Linked DNA regions of Homo sapiens: all the other regions are linked to region 1. A link is a contact called in ENCODE Hi-C or POLR2A ChIA-PET data. All regions are on one chromosome and are shown on one strand. Each heading gives the region's core, a stretch centred on a gene start or an enhancer-like site at or near the end of the contact. The rest is flanking DNA. Distances are from core to core; before and after follow the strand shown. Region 1 holds the start of FAM171A1-AS1 (FAM171A1 antisense RNA 1). Region 2 holds the start of ACBD7 (acyl-CoA binding domain containing 7). Region 3 overlaps NMT2 (N-myristoyltransferase 2). Region 4 overlaps NMT2 (N-myristoyltransferase 2).

Region 1 (4,719 bases), core at 1,207-3,706:
TCCTCCCAGATGTATAAAACTATTCATCAAAATAAAATCATTAATGGAGGTGTTGGGACATAACTGGCAGAAATAAATTAAGCCAGCTATGTTTACAGTCAACAAAATCAGTATTTGTGAATTCCATGCAGGCAAAGAACTAATCACAGTGGTTTTGATGATTTTCATTCTCAAGTGGTGGTGTTGCCTGTTTGGCTTTTAAGGGGGAAAATAGTTGAGCAAGTCCTTGACAGTGGGACAGCTAGCCAGATGGGAGCCTGGGGGCCTAAGGAGTGAGACGCCCTTTGCGCGGGAGTGGACATCTCACCAGTAAGTGGCAGGGGCATCCTTGCAGACCTGGCTAAGACTCCAGGGAGAAGGCGTTGGTCAGCTCCCCTGAAAAGAATAAGGAAGTTGCTCCTCCAGGAAAATCCAGGGCCAGACCTAGATGAGGAGGGACGAGGGAGGAAGTCCCGGAAGACCTCTCTGCTGTCATTGACCCCAGTCCTTTGCGGCTCTAAGGTTGCCGCCAATGGAATCACCTCCTTAAAACGTCAGTTTCTAGAAGAGCCTCATTTAATGCATGTTACCTGGGAAAGTCGGGTAGCACATTAACTGTAAGCGCTGATCCTGAGAGATCTGGCAGGAAGATGGGGGTGGAGAAGACTGCTTTGCTGACTCCTCCTTAGGTGAGACTCACCTGGATGGGCCCCGATGTATTAAGCAGCCAGCAGCAGTCACAGCATGCCGTGTGCCGAGGACAACAAGCAGGTGGGTTTGCAGAAGGGCAACTGGGTCGGCTGAAGATTTTTATCACATTTTAACAGTTGTCCTAACTGGGGCTCAGTGGTTCTCATTTTCTCAGGATGCCAACGCTGATCACTAGAGTGGGATTCTCTGAATGCAGCACCGTGGCCACAGACTTTACACATTTATCCTCTCTCTCCCCACGGAGGGTGGAAGGGTGAATATGTCACAGTATTCCAAATCAGTTACGTGGTCTGAAGGACGACAGCCATCAAAGGCATCTTGCTCCCGCCCCCTAGTGGTGAGTTTTCCCCACCTGTAACGGTTTAGTCCAGACACACAGGGCCACTCTGGGAAAGTAGGGGTGGGCGTGCACAGGGGTGAATCTGCCACTGGGTCTCTCCCCAAGGTGAGGTGGGTGGAGAGAAGGGGACTGAGGTTCCTGGAGTCTCTACCTGGAAACAATGTATTGGAAACAATCATTGCATTCAATCCTCAAAATCTTTCAAGGAAGGAATGTTTATTCTTCTTTGTTTTGCACTGAAGTTGAGGCTTAGTGGTTAAGTAATTGAGGTCACCCAGCTAGAAACAGTGGTGCACGGCTTAAACAGCCAGCTCTCTGGAAATGAATGCACTTAAATTATAAATGTCCCTGATAAAGGATGCATAGGACAGAACTTACAAATGGAATACATAATAATCTGTATAATGAAATACATAAGGCTGGGCGTGGCAGCTCAGGCCTGTAATCCCAGCACTTTGGGAGGCTGAGGTGAGTGGATCTCTTAAGGTCAGGAGTTCAAGACCAGCCTGGGCAACATGGTGAAACCCTGTCTCCACTAAAAATACAAAAATTAGCTGGGTGTGGTGGTGGGTGCCTGTAATCCTAGCTACTCGGGAGGCTGAGGCAGGAGAATTGCTTGAGCCCGGGAGGCAGAGGTTGCGGTGAGCCGAGATCACGCCACTGCACTCCAGCCTGGGCAACAAGAGCGAAGCTCCGTCTCAAAAAAAAAAAAAAGAAAAGAAAAGAAAAGAAAGTGTGTGCCCTAAGCTCTGCCAGGGGATACACAACATCATTTAAGTGATAGTGACCCTGTGCATTTGGAACTTTATTTAGGATAAACTAGCACAGACAAATGCAAAAACAAAGAGGCATCGCACCCAAGAAAATGAAACCAAAACCAAAAAGGAAGGAAACCAGAAAGCCACAGAATGGTACGTAGGCCACAAGCATGACAAACTCAGTGTGATTTCTTGTGTTCACCCTCTCACAGACATCGCTTATGCAGGTGTTTAGACCTAGAGGACCTCATAAAAATGAGTAAAGTTAGAAATGGGGGGTGATTTTTCAACCATATTGATATTCCACGATTTCTTGTTTGCTGCATTGACACCATAGTTAAAGCAAGTTGCAATTATGTCTTGGGGACTTTTATGACATCACAGAGAACTTGAAAAGGGCATGATGGTTGTCATGGTCCTTCAAACAGGAGAAGGCAGTGACAAGGAGAAAGGCAGTTGCTCTCATAGATCAGGGAGAAAGCCAGCTAAACTCCAGGCGAAATAGAAATTGCAAGTCTTCTCCTCCCCGCCAAAAAAAAAAAATGATTTTCAAAGCTGTAATTGTAAATATACACTAAAATACCTGGCAAATGTTTTTTCCATTCTTCGCAGCCATTGTGAGTTGTTTCAGGTTGGTATTTTGGTACCTTCAAAGTGGCTCATAATTCTCGCATTGCTAGGCTTTTGCACCTTAACAGGATGGGCAGGAATAGAAGAACCTGAAAGAGGCTTGGTGGTCTCACAGCAGAGGAAATTGAAGGCTGAAGTCACAAGTGTTGTGTTGACCTTTCCACATATGCAATGGGTGACCACACAGAGGTGGGCCTCATCTCCTGACACTCGGCCCAGTGTGCAGCCACCTCTGCATGCTGCTGCCCCATCTCACCTCACTGGCACCCTCTGCTATCTGTCTACAGTATGCATTCAGCACTCCATAATGAGGGTCTAAGGCATAAGTAAACCATGCTAATTATTAAAATCTAGGATTTGGAGAAGAAGCTCTGGGTGTCAGGCCTGGCTCTGACCAACAGACAGGTGACTCACTTCTGATGCTTTAGCAAGAGGTTGGGGGTATTTGCTCTCCTCACCTCTGGGTGAGTTGAATTCAAGTGAGACAATACATATCAAAGTTTTTGTAAGTTGTAAATTACAAAAACAGTTTATTTCTCTGAACTATTACTAGTATCTTACAGTTCCCTAATCTTGTTGCTCTAGTGTGACAATGGTCATTTTGGGGCTATATCAGCTGCTTCTCAGCTACTTTTTAAGGAAAATGGTAGACAAAACAGTGGCATCTCTTTTTCCCCATTCTATTACTTTTGTTTGTTTGTTTTTTTGAGACAGAGTCTTACTCTTTCACCCAGGCTGGAGTGCAGTGGCGCTACCTTGGCTCACTGAAACCTCTGCCTCCTGGGTTCAAGAAGTTCTCCTGCCTCTGCCTCCCTAGTAACTGGGACTACAGGCATGTACTACCATGGCTAACTTTTGTGTTTTTAGTAGAGATGGGGTTTCACCATTTTGATAGTTACTACTGAATGTCAATTTGATTGGATTGAAGGATACAAAGTATTGATCCTGGGCGTGTCTGTGAGGGTGTTGCCAAAGGAGATTAACATTTGAGTCAGTGGGCTGGGAGAGGCAGACCCACTCTTAATCTGGGTGGTCACCACCTAATCAGCTGCCAGCACAGCTAGAATACAAAGCAGGCAGAAAAATGTGAAAACAGAGACTGTCCTAGCCTCCCAGCCTCCATCTTTCTCCCGTGCTGGATGCTTCCTGCCCTCGAACATCAGGCTCCAAGTTCTTCAGTTTTGGAACTCGGACTGGCTCTCCTTGCTCCTCAGACTGCAGACGGCCTATTGTGGGACCTTATGATCATGTGAGTTAATAATAAACTCCCCTTTATATATACATATGTGTGTATATATGTATGTGCATGTGTGTGTGTGTATATATATATATTATTATATATAATATATATATTCCATTAGTTATATCCCTCTAGAGAACCCTAATACAACCATGTTGGCCAGGCAAGTCTCGAACTCCTGGCCTCAAGTAATCTGCCCACCTCGGTCTCCCAAAGTGCTGGGATTACAGGCGTGAGCCATGGTGCCCGGCCCCATCGTACTGCTTTCTGCAAGCTTCAGCTGAGTAATATCTCCTTTGCTCAAAGGGGATGTTTTGCCTGGTGTCTGAAGATAGCCAGTGAGCTCTGTGAAGGTGCAGCCTTCTTAAAGATTTGTCTGGAAACATGTGTTAGGACACTGTCTACAAGGCAATAATGTTAGGGTAAGTCCCCAATCACCATAATTTGCTACTGAAAGCAATACCTCTGTAAAACATGGCAGCCGTTCTTGAATTCTTGAATTGAGTTGCTCTATGGTAATAAGATAATGTGCATGTAACTATAGAACAGTGTTGCTCAAACCTGGGGTGTTAGGCCATTCCTGTGTTGCTGTAAAGGAATACCTGAGGCTGGGTGATTTATAAAGAAAACAGGTTTAACTGGCTATGGTTCTGCAGGCTGTACAGGAAGCATGGCACCAGCATCTACTTGGGGAGGCCTCAGGGAGTTTACAATCATGGCAGAAGGCAGAGCAGGAGCAGGCATCACACATGGCCAGAGTGGGAGCAAGAGAGGTGCCATAGTTTTAAACCAGATCTCACGTGGACTCACTCATCAGCAAGGGAACAGCACCAAGCCATTCATGAGAGGTACCCCTGTGATCCAAGCCCCTCCCACCAGGCCCACCTCCAACACTGGGGATCACATTTCAACATGAGATTTGGCGGGGACATGGATCCAAACCATGGATACATGTTAGCATCCCCTGGGAGCTGGAAAAAAAATATTAAAGCATTTGGGCCCCACCACAGACTGATTGAATTAGGATCTCTGTAGGTGAAACTGGTTTAAAAACAAAACAA
Region 2 (4,719 bases), core at 1,164-3,663, 120 kb after region 1:
GAAAAACCTATTCTGAAACTCATGCTATGGTTTTTATTTTATTTTATTTTATTTTATCTTATTTATTTTTGAGACAGAGTCTCACTCTGTTGCCCAGGCTGGAGTGCAGTGGCAAGATCTTGGCGCACTGCAGCCTCCGGCTCCCAGGTTCAAGCAATTCTCCTTGCCTCAGCCTCTCAAGTAGCTGGGATTACAGGTGCCCACCAGCATGCCTAGCTAATTTTTGTATTTTTAGAAGAAGGGTTTTTGCCATGTTGGCCAGGCTGGTCTTGAACTCCTGACCTCAAGTGATCTGCCCACCTCGGCCTCCCAAAGTGCTGGGATTACAGGCGTGAGCCACCGCGCCTGGCCCCTTCTTGCATCTCAAGACAAGACACACATGGCTAGGCAATGAGATGGGGAATGGCAACCCAGGAGAAGAAAATACTTTCAAAAGAGGTCTTAAAAGAACATTCTGGATTTAGAGAAAAAAGCAGAGAACAATGTAGCGTCCATCCCTCTCCTCTTCTGGATTCTTACAGTGACGATAATTCCAGAATGTCTCAGCTGAAGATATGGACTGATACCTGAACTCAGTGCAGTATTTCCTGCTGAAACACCACAGACCGGGTTCTGCCCGCAGCCAGGACTAGGCTAACAGAGAAAGGCCTGGCTGTGCTGAAGCTGCCATGAGCCTCAGTACCCCCACGGGACCTTTCCCATCATCTAGGACTTCAAACACAAACAACTGCCCAGTAGGTTTTTCTAACATTTTGCTTTTGGTCCTTCACTTGGAAATGCACTGATTTCACCAGGAAAATATTTGTGAGGAGAAAAAAAAAGATTTTCATGAAAACGCAAATATTTTAAAAATGTAGCTTTATGCAAAAGCAAGCTGAAAGGTTTCTTGTTGCATTGTTGTACGTTGAAGCTCAGTCACTTTGCTGACATTGAGTTTCTTTTTTCTCCCAGTCACCCTTCTCCACCAATGCTACTATTTATGCGAAGTGTCGGAAATTAGCTTCTCATGTGACCACCCAATTCGGTTCCAGTCCTTTGGAAATGTAATCCTATTCGGTGTGTCTGCAGACTTGGAGTGACATTGGGTTTGTTCCCCTAGAAAACTGAGTCAAATTGAATAGGCGTTTAGTCCTGTGCCTTTACCATAATTAAAAACAAGTTAAGCTGATTATAGCATGTGTCCAGAATTTAGGTGGTTTTGCTTTATAAAGAGAAGAGGTGCAAACCACAGGCCACTTTCTCTCATGATAAACAGCGCCTGGAGGCAGCGTGGAGGAGACACATCCATCATCCACGTTTCTAGGAATAATGGACATGAGAGAAGTATGTATAAAGAAGGAATCCTGTGCTTCGGGAAGCCGAGGTGGGAGGATCGCTTGAGGTCAGGAGTTCGAGACCAGCCTGGGCAACCTAGTGAGACGCCCCCCCCACCACCTCTCTTAAAAAAAAAAAAAACACATATATATATATTTTTTAATTTGCACTTTTAATTTATAAAATTTTTAATTTTTAACATTTTAAATATATATAAATTTATATATAATTTTTAGAGAAAAAATATATAATATATATATACCTAGGAAGACCCCAACCTCTGAAAAAAATTTATATATATAAATTTTTAATTTATAAAATTTTAAATACATATTTACTTATTCTTTTTTTTTTTTGAGACGGAGTTTCACACTTGTTGCCCAGGCTGGAGTGCAATGGTGCAATCTTGGCTCACCACAGCCTCCACCTCCCGGGTTCAAGCGATTCTCCTGCCTCAGCCTCCCGAGTAACTGGGATTACAGGTATGCGCCACCACACCCGGCTAATTTTGTATTTTTAGTAGAGACAGGGTTTCTCCATGTTGGTCAGGCTGGTCTCGAACTCCCGACCTCAGGTGATCTGCCGGCCTCAGCCTCCCAAAGTGTTGGGATTACAGGCGTGAGGCACCGCGCCCGGCCAATACATATTTACATGTATAAATTTTTTTAAATTGAAAAAATTACATATGTATTTTAAGAGAGTTGGGGCGGGTCTCTCTAGATAAATATATATCTCTCTCTCTATATATATATATATTTTTTCTCTCTCTCTCTCTCTCTCTGTCTCTCTCCTTCTTTCTTTCTTTCGAAGGCATTCCAGGGGAGGCCTGTGCCCTACGGAGACCTCTCTGGGTTTCCTGCAAAGAACCGCTTGAGAAAGAATAGAAGAGAGAGCCAAGAGCGGAGAGAAACTCATTTAAATTCTCCTGTCTTCGCCTTTCCATTTGCAGCCTGGGGAACCCGGCGTGCAGTACCGCTCACCGCCCAGCCTCGCCCCCGCGCCCGCGACCAATGGGAGGCGGCCGGGCCGGGAGCGCGGCCAATGGCAGCGGCCGGAGGAGACGCGGCCGTTTAAGAAGCGGTGGGTGCGAGAGGGGGCAGAGCACCGGACGACAACAGCAGCAGCAACAACGCGGCAGCCGCCACCATGGCCCTGCAGGTACCCGGGGCGCGGGGAGGCCACGCGGGAGGGGCGCTCCGCGAGGGGAGTGCTTAAGTGGGGCTCCGGGTGGGCTTGGCGCCCCTGGGAGCGGTCGGCGGTGACCCGGGGGACACGCCCACTCCTTCCCCAGCGCCCCAGATGGCAGTGTAGACCGCACCTGTGCCTGCTGACGGCGAGCCAGGGCTCCCAGGGCAACCCTTCCGGACCCCAGGGGCCGGGTGAGCGGAAAAGCAGGCAAGGCAGGAGCGCCGGGGAGCACGGAGCGGGCCTCCTCCTCTCCGTCTCCGAGAGGGAGTCGAGATCCCCCGCTCCCGCCCCTTCGCTCGTTGGGACCTCCAGGACCTCTCTTAGTGTCATACTGAGCAGAAGAGATCTGTGAGGCTCCAATTTAAAAATACTGTTTTATAGGTATGTGAAAAAAATTGTTAAGGGTGGAAAACTTTGGAAAAGACAACAAATATAAAGTAATAATTACTGATAATAATCCAATGATAATTCCTTCACCCAGGTGATAATCACTGCTACATGCTAGGGTAATTCCTAGTATGTCCTAGTATGTTATTTTCCATGTGTGTATGTGTGTGGCATATATCTACACACATACCTATGATGTTATTGTGTATATAGTTTTATTCCTACACGTAAAACAGTAATATGAGCATTTTCTCATTATTAAATATTCTAAAATGTAATTTTATTTTTCTTTTTTGAGACAGAGTCTCATTCTGTTGCCCAGGTTGAGGCGCAGTTGGTGCGATCTCTGCTCACTGCAACCTCTGCTCACTGCAACCTCCACCTCCCAGGTGTAAGCGATTCTCATGTCTCAGCCTCCGCAGTAGCTGGGGTTACAGGTGCACGCCACCACGCCCGGCTGATTTTTGTAATTTTTTTTTTTTTTTTTTAAGATGGAGTCTCATTCTGTCACCCAGGCTGTTTGAGATGGAGTCTCACTCTGTCACCCAGGCTGGAGTGCAGTGGTGCAATCTCAGCTCACCGCAACCTCCGCCTCCCAAGTTCAAGTGATTCTCCTATCTCAGCCTCCCAAATAGCTGGGATTATAGGCGTGCGCCGCCACTCCTGGCTATTTTTCTCTATTTTTAGTGGAGATGGGGTTTCGCTGTGTTGGCCAGACTGGTCTCCAACTCCTGACCTCAAGTGATCCACCCGCCTTGGACACCCAAAGTGCTGGGATTTCAGGCGTGAGCCACCACGCCCGGCCTCTAAAATGTAATCTTTTACATGCACAAAATTTCATAGAACGTGGCTCACTTCTTTAACCATTTCAGTCAGGCAAGACGTTATCCTGCGTAAAGTTGTAATACATACTTCAGGGCCATCTGGGTTCAAATGTGTGCCTCACTTCTACTTAGCCTGTGACATAGTTAACCTCTCCGTGCCTCAGTTTCTTTATCTAAAAATGCAGGAGAGATACATTAAATGAGTTATATGTATAAAGCATTTAAAACAATGTTTGGCATGTGGTAGAAGTCCAATAAGGATAAGCTTGTGGTGGAACATTTAGTTTGTTTGTTTTGAGACAGGGTCTCACTCTGTCACCCAGGCTGGAGTGCAATGGCATGATCTCAGCTCACTGCAGCCTTGACCTCCTGGGCTCAAGTGATCCTGCCACTTCAGCCTCCCAAGTAGCTTGGACCACAGGCACCTGCCACCACACCTGGCTATTTTTTTTTTTTTTTTTTGAGATGGAGTTTCACTCTTGTTGCCCAGGCTGGAGTGCAATGGCGCAATCTTGGCTCACCGCAACCTCCACCTTCTGGGTTCAACCGATTCTCCTGCCTCAGCCTCCTGAGTAGCTGGGATTACAGGCATGTGCCACCACACCCAATTAATTTTGTATTTTTAGTAGAGATGGAGTTTCTCCATGTTGGTCAGGGTGGTCTCAAACTCCTGACCTCAGGTGATCTGCCCGCCTCAGCCTCCCAAAGTGCTTGGATTACAGGTGTGAGCCACCATGCCAGGCTTTCCTTTTTTGTATCTTTTGTAGACATTTGGTTTTGCTGTGTTGCCCAGGCTGATCTCCAACTCCTGAGCTCAAGCGATCCACCCGCCTTGGCCTCCCAAAGTGCTGGGATTACAGGCATGAGCCACCTTGCCTGGCTCAAATATTCTTGTGCGTGACTTATGTGTTTATACTGAACTCTCTCCAAAATGATCAAAATGTTCTTTCTAAAATTTCCTGAAAGATCTGAAAGTTTCCTTTTTAGCTTAGTACTTTGGTTTTCT
Region 3 (4,719 bases), core at 777-3,276, 100 kb after region 1:
CAGAGTTGCCGAATCAATAAACATGCAAGTTTGTACTTTGATCTTTACCAGGTCAGTGGATTGCTTCAAAAGCAGAGTTTTGTGCAAGCACTCACTGTGCTCTCTGAAAGAGCCTGAGGCCGGGCGTGGTGGCTCACGCCTGTAATCCCAGCACTTTGGGAGGCCAAGGTGGGCAGATCATGAGGTCAGGAGATCGAGACCATTCTGGCCAACATAGTGAAACCCCATCTCTACTAAAAATACAAAAATTAGCCGGGCGTGGTGGCGTGTGCCTGTAGTCCCAGCTGCTTGGGAGGCTGAGGCAGGAGAATCGCTTGAACCTGAGAGGTGAGGTTGCAGTGAGCCGAGATCGAGCCACTGCACTCCAGCCTGGGTGACAGAGCGTGAGACTCCGTCTCAAAAAAAAAAAAAAAGAAAGAGCCTGTACCCGCGACTAACTAGACTTTTCTGCTGTTGTGCAAAGTTCAGTTTCTTCTCAGCAACATCAAGGATATATGAAGAAAAGGAAATAAAAAACTGTAAAGTCAAAAGAGATGCCTGGTGGAACTTATTCGTGCTATCAGGGCATTGATAGTTTGAATGTTTTTATTACTTATGCAAAATTGCACATACTCCTCTATGCTGATTTTATCATGAAAACTGTCATGTGTCATGCTAATGGAAAATGTCTTATTTGTAAATAAGTATTCATAATTTTGTTACTGATGGTGTTTTTAATCTAGAATTTGAAAAACTTTCATGGCTTACAGATGTGTGTTTATATTGCCAATAATCTGCGGGAAAAATAAGATGCTAACCGAGGCCACGTAGCCTGGCCTCAACTCAGATACCACAAAGTAGATGCCTTGGCTGGGTGTGGTGGCTCACGCCTGTAATCCCAGCACTTTGGGAGGCCAAGGCGGGCGAAACATTTGAGGTCAGGGGTTCGAGACCAGCCTGGCCAACATGGTGAAACCCCATCTCTACTAAAAATTCAAAAAGAACTAGCTGGGTGTGGTGGCGGGTGCCTGTAATCCCAGCTGCTAGGAGGCTGAGGCAGGAGAATCACTTGAACCCAGGAGGCGGAAGTTGCAGTGAGCCAAGATCGTGCCACTGCACTCCAGCCTGGGTGACAGTGCAAGACTCCGTCTCAAAAAACAAAAGTAGATACTTTTCCCTGCTTTTACTGGGCCAGTGCCTAGGAAGTTCAGTGCAGAAGTTAATTGTTTTAGACATGATGGCATTTCCTTCAAGTTATGAGTCCAGTGAAACCAATCATATCTTATCCCAGGCAGGGGCCACCAAACTATGGCCTGTGGGCTAAATCCAGCCCATTGCTTATTTTTGTGTAGCCCACAGGCTAAGAATGTTTTTATTTTCTGGAATGGTTGAGGAGAAAAAGCCAAAAAATGACATCATTTTGTGACATGTGCAAATTACACAAAATTCAAATTCCGGTGTCCCTCAATAAGGTTTTATTGGAACATAGCCATACTTTTTTTTTTTTTTTTTTTAGGACAGGGTCTCACTCTATTGTCCAGGCTAGAATACAGTGGCACAGTCAACAGCTCACTGCAGCCCCAAACTCCTGGGTTAAAATGATCCTCCTGCTTCAGCGTCTTTTTGAAGAAAAAGAACTAGCTGGGCGTGCATACCACCACGCCTGGCTAAGTTTTTCATTTTTTGTAGAGACAAGGTCTTGCTATGTTTCCCGTGCTGGTCTTTAACTCCTGGCCTCAAGTGATCCTTCTGCCTTGGCCTCCCAAAGTACTGGGATTATAGACATGAGCCACCACTCTTGGCCACAGCCACTTTCATTTACATATTGCCTATGGCTGCTTCACACTACAAAGCTGAGTTGAGTTGTTGTGACAGATTGTGTGGCCTGCAAAGCCTAAGATATTCACTCTCTGGTCTTTTACAGAAAGTTTGTTGACCTTGGTCACTACGAAGGAGTTGGAACTCTCCTTTCTATAGGTTGCCGTGATTCTAAAGACCAACCCACAGCTGTGACATCCCTGAGACTACCACCAGAGGGCGACTGGGCCCCACAGTAGTACATAATATAGGACCTCTCTTGGAGATAATGGAAGACTTGGAATTTCAGATGGTTCCACCCTAATTGCATTAGCGTTCTTTCTTAACAGGAGAAAGGCTTCAAGAAACAAAACAGTCCTCATTCACTGGAACAGGGTTTGAGATACCAGCATTAAGTAAATGAGATTTTGACTTAACCTGGAGTCAAGGCTCTAATTTAGGACTTTACTTCCCACTCATTTTCATGCCACAAAGTCTATACAAAGTAGGTTTTCAAATAATTGCAGAATCAGCCAGGCACGGTGGCTCACACCTGTAATCCCTGCACTTTGGGAGGCCAAGGTGAGCAGATCACTTGAGGTCAGGAGTCTTGAGACCAGCCTGGCCAACATGGTGAAGCCCTATCTCTACTAAAATTACAAAAACTAGCCGGACATGGGGGTGTGCACCTGTAATCCCAGCTATTCAGGAGGCTGAGGCAGGAGAATCGCTTGAACCCAGGAGGCGGGGTTGCAGTGAGCCGGGATCACACCACTGCACTCCAGCCTGGGCAACAGAGTGAGACTCTATCTCGAAAGTAAAATAAATAACTGCAGCATTGCCAGTTGGAAACTTTGTCATGAGCTTACCTCACGGTGACAGTTACACTGCTCCTTTAAAGAGTCATTTACATAATTTGTTATCAAATTATTAACCACTTTTAAATAGAATAATAACTACATTTGCCTCCATAATTGAAGCAGATTACTAATTAACATTTTCGAGAATTAAACTGCTTGCTTATGAAGTAGCTATTAAAACTAAATTGAAATGCAATGGATAGTTTCTTGTAGATTTAAAACTGCATTGTACTGTACTTTGTCTATAATGAAAATGTTCTATTCAATAAGGTATCTTTTTTTCTTCTTTTTGGCCAAGATGGCACTAAGTAAAATTTAAATCGAGAGATGGCATAATCCATGAGTCAGCCAGACTTTCAGCTGGAAAAATCTTTAGTAAATACCTTCCTTCTAAATTACAGAAAGTAACTTTTCCATACACACTGTAAACAGCAGACACTCTAACAGAGCATCGGTTATGCTCCATCTCCTAACCTGAAGGACTCTTGTCACACACCCACCTCTGAGAACCCAAGCTCCTCAGTTTTTTTAATCTTTTGGCCACATTTCATCCAATTACCATCATACCTTTTATACGTTAGATTTCCAAGGAGGTAAGTGAATCACGTAATGGGGGTGAACTGTACCCAGTCAAAATAACCTTATCTGACTTTTTCTATATTTTTGATATTTTTTCTCTAAATATTAAGTCTTTCTCCCAAGCTCATGTCTATTCCTTCCTAAAAGTCAAATTGACATGAAGTGAAAAATGATGTGTTGCTTCTGAAGACAATGGATTGCTTGGCATTTGGGATCTTTCCTTTAAAACTGATAATGCTTCCCCAATTCAGTTCCATCTACCTGACTGACTAGAACATTTACTGTGGTACATTTTCCAGGTTTGATAGGAAAATGCTAAGCGTTGTATGACACAGATATTCTTGCTCACAGGCACTCTACCAGCCTTTGAAAAAGTCAATTTAGGCTGGACGCGGCTGCTCACGTCTGTCATCTCAGCACTTTGGGAGGACAAGGCAGGTGGATCACGAGGTCAGTTCGAGACCAGCCTGACCAACATGGTGAAACCCCATCTCTACTAAAAATACAAAAAAATGAGCTGGGTGTGGTGGTGGGCACCTGCAATCCCAGCTACTCAGGCGGCTGAGACAGGAGAATCGTTGAATCTGGGTGGTGGAGGGTGCAGTGAGCCGAGATTGCGCCGCTGCACTCCTGCCTTGGCGACAGAACGAAACTCTGTCTCAAAAAAAAAAAAAAAAAGGCCAGGCACGGTGGCTCGCAGCTGTAATCCTAGCACTTTGGGAGGCTGACGTGGGCAAATCACGAGGTCAAGAGACGGAAACCATCCTGGCCAACATGGTAAAACCCCGTGTCTACTAAAAATACAAAACTTAGCTAGGCATGGTGGTGCGCACCTGTAGTCCCAGATACTTGGGAAGCTGAGGCAGGAGAATTGCTTGAACCCGTGAGGAGGAGGTTGCAGTGAGCTGAGACCGCACCATTGCACTCCAGCCTGGACAACAAGAGTGAAACTGTCTCAAAAAAAAAAAAAAGAAAAAGAAAAAGTCAATTTACACACGCATGAACACTAGTTTCAATAAATGTCTGTTTGGCTATTCCTAATTTTGAATATTTCCTGCACTTAGTATATCTGTGCCATAGTTACAAAGAGTCTTACACATTTGAATATTACCAAACAGGACCCTATGAATCTATGTAAGTATAACTCATTTTATTAGTTTCAAGGCTTCTTTACAAGGTGTCCTTTCACAAACTGTATGACATGACAAGTTTATGCAAGATTACTTTGGAGTAGCTTTTTTACTTTTGGGTGGTTTCCTTATCTTATTAGGGTTTGGAATCAGTTTCTTTATTTTAAGGGGTTGTAATGTTACAGAAGCCTGCCGACCGTCAGCAAGCTTTCTCTTAGGTTTTGACAGATCTTCAAATGAAGTGTCCAAAAGCTCTCTGTCTTGGCTTTCCAGAGGTTCAGTCTCTAAATTTTCCCCAGAATCTTCAATTCTGTCTTGAAGCCATGGTACACTTAAACTGGGGACTCTGGGGATGATGGCTCTTACTTCGTCCA
Region 4 (4,719 bases), core at 1,238-3,737, 67 kb after region 1:
AGTGCAGTGGCATGATCATGGCTCACTGCAGCCTCCCAGGCTCAAGTGATCCTCCCACCTTAGCCTCCCAAGTAGCTGGCACCACAGGTGCACACCACCATGCCCAGCTAATTTTTTACTTTTTATGGGGACAGGGTCTCACTATATTGCTCAGGCTGGTCTCAAGAGATCCTTCTAGGCTCAAGCGATCTTCCCGCCTTGGACCCCCAAAGTGCTGGGATTATAGGCGTGAGCCACCATGCCTGGCTGAGCAAATTACTAACTGACACTCAGGACAAATATATTTTCATCCAGTTGGATAGGCATCTACTTCAAAGCGTCCTTCCCAGTCACTGCCTTTTATTCTGTATCTCTCTGTAACCAAGCTTCTTGGAAATTTGGAGATATTTTAAAGTGGAAGTATTATACAGAAAAGCTGTGAGGTCCCAGGCTCCTAGTGGTTTCTGGAAAGCCATAACCAGTAGCAGTTAGAATACATGGTAGAAGTGGGAGAGGGATAATCCCCTAGGTTGTGAAGTCACAGGCATGTCCACCATGATTTTGGTCCCTCCCACCCAGCCTGTGGCCCCAAGATAATGCTGAACACATAGTAAATGTTCAATAATTACTTGATAGTAAGTTGCAGTAGGCTTTACCATTGAGGTTGAAACAATGGTAGCTTTCAGAAGTATTTTATGGCCTGGGAATATGTGATGGCACCACCTCTAGAGCCAGACTTATCCACTCATTCATTCCACAAGCATTTGTATTAGTATGTACTGGTGTGAGGCATTGGAGACCTTAGGGACGCAATTAAGAATAGACTTCTTAAGTAGCACATACAAATGCATACATAAATCACACTATAACAGTACAACGGATTCACCAATTCACAGGGTGCCAGCAATAGGAACACCGGGAGAGGAAAGCCTAAAATAGTCCTACTCCCAAACCAGAGAATATACAAAACTGAACGTATCTGCAGCATATTTCTAGCTCATGTACCTGGCTGTGATATGTTTGTTTAATCCCAATTGCTAGTCAGATATTGATGAGTGTCCTTGGCCACCAGGTGATTTTAAATATAAACATCATGATAGCACAAATTTGATTCTATTGATGAAAATAAACTGCTTGTTGTGAGGTGGCAAAACCTTACTATTTTTAAACCACTAGGGTACCATTTGACAAAGTCTTAATGTATCTTCCAAAATAAGCACTGTTTTCTATTTTAGAATTGGAGTGGAAATATGAATCTATAGCTCAAGTGCTCAGTTCTTTTTTCTTTTTCTCCAGCTCTGTTGCCCAGGCCAGAGTGCAGTGGCACAATCTTGGCTCACTGCAACCTCCGTCTCCCAGGCTGAAGCTATCTTCCCACCTCAGCCTCCTGAGTAGCTGGGACTACAAGTGCGTGCCACTGTACCTGGCTAATTTTTTTTTTTCCTTTTGGTAGAGGCTGGGTTTCCCCTTATTGCCCAGGCTGGTCTTGAACTCCTGGGCTCAAGCTATCCACCTGCCTCAGCCTCCCAAAGTGCTGGGATTACAGGCATGAGCCACTGTGCCCAACAGCGTGCTTAGTTCTTAAACAGTTTCTCTCACTATTGCACATGCCTTTCATATTTGGATGTCACAGAGGAATTATCCATTTTAAATGGAAAAGTTCATTACTTTAAAACATGAATAACCAGTGGAAAGAAAAGTTCCTTTATAACCTAGATGCTAGGTAACAAAACTAGCACTTTGTGTTTTGTTTGTGATTGTTTGTGACAGGGTCTCTCTCTGTAGTTAGACACTTAAAGCTTTTCATTGTTAGCCCCCCTAGTAAAAATCTTTATCAGGGAACATTTCCTCCTCTGCAAAAAAGTGGTTTGTTTAGTTCTGTTGCTTCAAGATTAGTGTTCTGTCGTACCCAAGAGATCTTGATAATGGAGTTTTTCATATCATGTATCTCTCCTCCCGAAAGCTGACTTAAACGTAGATTAGGAGAGTAGTGATAACCGTGGAAACTATTTTACTTCAGTTATAAAATGTGGTTTATCTCTGCAATCTTCCTGCTTCGTGACTTCTAAGCACCTGCAGGATGACTGAGCGGGGGCTGGTATTCTTCTGCATTGCCTGTTACCGTCTTCACTCCACTACCTTTTATTCCTCACCTACATCCTAACACAGTTATTTTCTACTGCATGTAACAGCTGTGTTTTTTGAAATGATTAATTGTATGCAATTCAATTTCATTTAATGATTTTTGTTTGTTGGTTGGTTTCACCATCTTTGCATTTCCTGCAGAAGTCCTGGAGGGTATTTGGGAGCCAAAAAGAAAAAGAAGAAACAGAAGAGAAAAAAGGAGAAACCAAATTCCGGAGGCACCAAGTCAGACTCGGCATCTGATTCCCAGGAGATTAAAATTCAGCAGCCTTCGAAAGTGAGAGCTCTGTTTTATTTTTTCCTCTGTGTGGTTTCTCGTGCATGAGTGGGTTTACGCAGTTTAGCGCGCTGCTGCATCAGATGTGTAGGGACTTTGTTGTGACTGTGTGTTGAATGCCACTAGTAACTGGAAGCTCTTGACAGCCTCCTTAAAATGGACTTTGGCACCCAAATAACGAAGGGGTACACTGTGCTTTTGTGTGTGTGTGGATACCTGCTGTGTTTTTCCCTTTTCTCAGTGAATTTGTATTTAGATTGTCGTTCTAGAAGAAAGTCTCAGTGTGAGCTTGTTAGGTTTTTTTGAAATTACACTTTAATATTTGATTACTTTTCGTTCAGAAGATATTCACATTGTAATTTTTCTGGGTGTCTGTCTAATTACCTGAATAGCACAACACCATCTGGCAGCAGATTTCAGCGGGAGCAGCCATGGGTAAGTCTCTCGTTGACTTTGAATTAAACCAGTTTGCAGCGGTCGTTCTTCATTCTAATGCCAAGGGTGGGAAATAGTTCCTGACATTCTCCTAGTTTAAACCAAACCAGAAGTTGTCCAGCTGGGCCCCGTGTTGGCAGATGGTGGCCAAGAAGAGGGTTGATTGTACTGCGTGGGTGTCTGGTGGCACAGATGGCAGCCATCCCTGTCTGTGGAGCCAACCCCCAGGCACCCTGTATGCTGGGCCTCTGGGAAACACAAAGCCCTCTTGATGCAAGAAACTCACAGTGAAAAGGGTAGAACCAGCCAGGCACGGTGGCTCACGCCTGTAGTCCCAGCACTTTGGGAGGCCGAGGTGGGAGGATCCATTGAGCCCAGGAGTTCAAGGCTGCAGTGAGTTATGATCACACCACTGCACTTCATCCTGGACAACAGTGAGAGACCCTGGCTGAAAAAAATAAAAAAAGAAAAAGAAAGAAAAGAAAGAAAAGGGGTAGAATTAGAAATATTACAAAATAGAGATGATTTTGATGATCGTACCTACAAATAAATTATTGTGAATAGGCTGGGCACGATGGCTCATGCCTGTAGTCCCAGCACTTTGGGAGGCCAAGGCAGGCGGATCCCTTGAGCCCAGGAGTTCAAGACCAGCCTGGGCAACATGGCAAAACCCTGTCTCTACTAAAAATACAAAAAGTTAGTTAGGCACGGTGGCATGCACCTGTAGTCCTAGCTACTTGGGAGGCTGAGGTGGGAGGATAGCTTGAGCCTGGGAGGTGGAGGTTGCAGTGAGCCAAGATCACGCCACTGCACTGCAGCCTGGCGACAGAGACCATGTCAATCAATCAATCAGTCAATCAATGTGAGTAGCATGTGGTATTGTGGAAACAGCTCAAGGGGTGATGTCTGAGACCTTGAGCTTGGTCTCTGCCCCCTTGCTCACTAGTTGTGTGCCTTTGCCTGGGTACTGCACTTCCTTCAGCCCAGTTCCTTCTCTTCTCTCTAACTCGCAGTTCGATCTTGAGGTTCCAGTTGGAGCATTTTTATTGAAGAGTTTTTACATCCTAAAACAGTGCATATATATATATATATATATATATATATATATATATATATATATATAGTAGTTGTTACCATTCTACAAGCTTTGTGGATTTCCTTTTTTCTTATGCAGAGTTTCTGTTGTGTTCCATGAAGTGAGACTTGCAGGTAGTTTTGATGTTGTCACCTGTTTTACACAAAAGAACCAGGAATCACTGAGAAGGAAAATTACTTGCCCCAATTTTTCCCTGACTGACTGCAGGGTGAGAAGAAAATGGAATCTTCTTCCCTAGCTTTTCAACTTGGTTCTCGGGTAATAAATATGCTACCCACTAGATACAGCTTTCCAAGGTAACTCATAGAGGATACCACCATAAGCTTGCAAAACACTCTTCCCGTTTCTAAATGTCGCTTCATCAGATAAACGTGGCATCCCTGACCTGCAGCGTGGACATCTCCTGTTGCTTTCAGCATCACCATTGGTCTCTGCCCATCCCTTCCACCTCTAGTGACTGTGAGCCTTTCCCCTCTCTCTGGTCACTTATGAGAAACTAGAGCCAAGCCAGGCAGTGGCGAACTCTTGGCATTATATGGTAGGTGTATTGGTCAGGGTTCTCTAGAGGGACAGAACTAATGGGATGGATGGATGGATAGATAGATAGATAGATAGATAGATAGATAGATAGATAGATAGAGGGGAGTTTATTAAGTATTAATTCACATGATCATAAGGTCCCACAATAGGCCATCTGCAGTCTGAGGAGCAAGGAGAGCCAGTCTGAGTTCCAAAACTGAAGAACTTGGAGCCTGATGTTCGAGGGCAGGAAGCATCCAGTATGGGA

The links. Hi-C counts contacts between places; a loop is a spot of excess contacts on that map. ChIA-PET counts read pairs that join two places held with the same protein, here RNA polymerase II (POLR2A). Pooled maps may share reads with other maps.
Region 2: a pooled map shows a loop between it and region 1 (6-fold over the local background). The contact joins the promoter of ACBD7 here to the promoter of FAM171A1-AS1 in region 1. A Hi-C loop is called at or near these places in 3 of 168 maps with a recorded cell type or tissue (CD4-positive, alpha-beta memory T cell and naive thymus-derived CD4-positive, alpha-beta T cell), 2 of 37 single-sample maps with no recorded cell type and 13 of 50 pooled maps. POLR2A ChIA-PET finds 5 or more read pairs at or near these places in 5 of 52 experiments (GM10248, GM12878, Panc1 and 2 more).
Region 3: a map of naive thymus-derived CD4-positive, alpha-beta T cell shows a loop between it and region 1 (4-fold over the local background). The contact joins the enhancer-like site here to the promoter of FAM171A1-AS1 in region 1. A Hi-C loop is called at or near these places in 6 of 168 maps with a recorded cell type or tissue (CD4-positive, alpha-beta memory T cell, CD8-positive, alpha-beta T cell, HCT116 and 1 more), 3 of 37 single-sample maps with no recorded cell type and 12 of 50 pooled maps. POLR2A ChIA-PET finds 5 or more read pairs at or near these places in 8 of 52 experiments (A673, GM10248, GM12878 and 4 more).
Region 4: a loop to region 1 is called in a map of B cell, with 11 times the contacts of the local background. The contact joins the enhancer-like site here to the promoter of FAM171A1-AS1 in region 1. A Hi-C loop is called at or near these places in 2 of 168 maps with a recorded cell type or tissue (B cell and naive thymus-derived CD4-positive, alpha-beta T cell), 1 of 37 single-sample maps with no recorded cell type and 7 of 50 pooled maps. POLR2A ChIA-PET finds 5 or more read pairs at or near these places in 7 of 52 experiments (B cell, BJ, GM12878 and 3 more).

What each region holds. Positions count from the first base shown.
Region 1 is chr10:15,206,324-15,211,042 of GRCh38, reverse strand. It overlaps FAM171A1-AS1 (FAM171A1 antisense RNA 1), which reads right to left and starts at 2,456. Exons shown (of 3, transcript XR_007062068.1): 1 at 2,372-2,456. It overlaps LOC105376434 (a long non-coding RNA gene), which reads left to right and starts at 3,643. Exons shown (of 4, transcript XR_930699.2): 1 at 3,643-3,667. It overlaps LOC107984211 (a long non-coding RNA gene), which reads left to right. Exons shown (of 3, transcript XR_001747379.2): 1 at 1-750; 2 at 845-1,027; 3 at 1,844-2,786. RefSeq lists a silencer at 928-977.
Region 2 is chr10:15,086,470-15,091,188 of GRCh38, reverse strand. It overlaps ACBD7 (acyl-CoA binding domain containing 7), which reads left to right and starts at 2,413. Exons shown (of 4, transcript NM_001039844.3): 1 at 2,413-2,472. The coding sequence starts at 2,461. It overlaps ACBD7-DCLRE1CP1 (ACBD7-DCLRE1CP1 readthrough), which reads left to right and starts at 2,413. Exons shown (of 8, transcript NR_144471.1): 1 at 2,413-2,472. RefSeq lists a silencer at 2,239-2,628.
Region 3 is chr10:15,103,883-15,108,601 of GRCh38, reverse strand. It overlaps NMT2 (N-myristoyltransferase 2), which reads left to right. Exons shown (of 12, transcript NM_004808.3): 12 at 1-2,832. It overlaps RPP38 (ribonuclease P/MRP subunit p38), which reads right to left. Exons shown (of 3, transcript NM_183005.5): 3 at 4,345-4,719. The coding sequence ends at 4,436. Among named protein-coding and RNA genes, the nearest start is that of RPP38, 8.9 kb to the right of the region's middle. Within about 2 kb of position 2,026, at least 3 of the 41 ENCODE cell types and tissues checked have a DNase peak (open chromatin) inside an H3K27ac peak, as active enhancers do.
Region 4 is chr10:15,139,104-15,143,822 of GRCh38, reverse strand. NMT2 (N-myristoyltransferase 2) reads left to right here. Exons shown (of 12, transcript NM_004808.3): 2 at 2,266-2,401. It overlaps LOC107984210 (a long non-coding RNA gene), which reads right to left. Exons shown (of 2, transcript XR_007062067.1): 1 at 3,971-4,719; 2 at 2,694-3,284. Among named protein-coding and RNA genes, the nearest start is that of NMT2, 27 kb to the left of the region's middle. Within about 2 kb of position 2,487, at least 2 of the 41 ENCODE cell types and tissues checked have a DNase peak (open chromatin) inside an H3K27ac peak, as active enhancers do; they include B cell, where a contact is called at or near this core.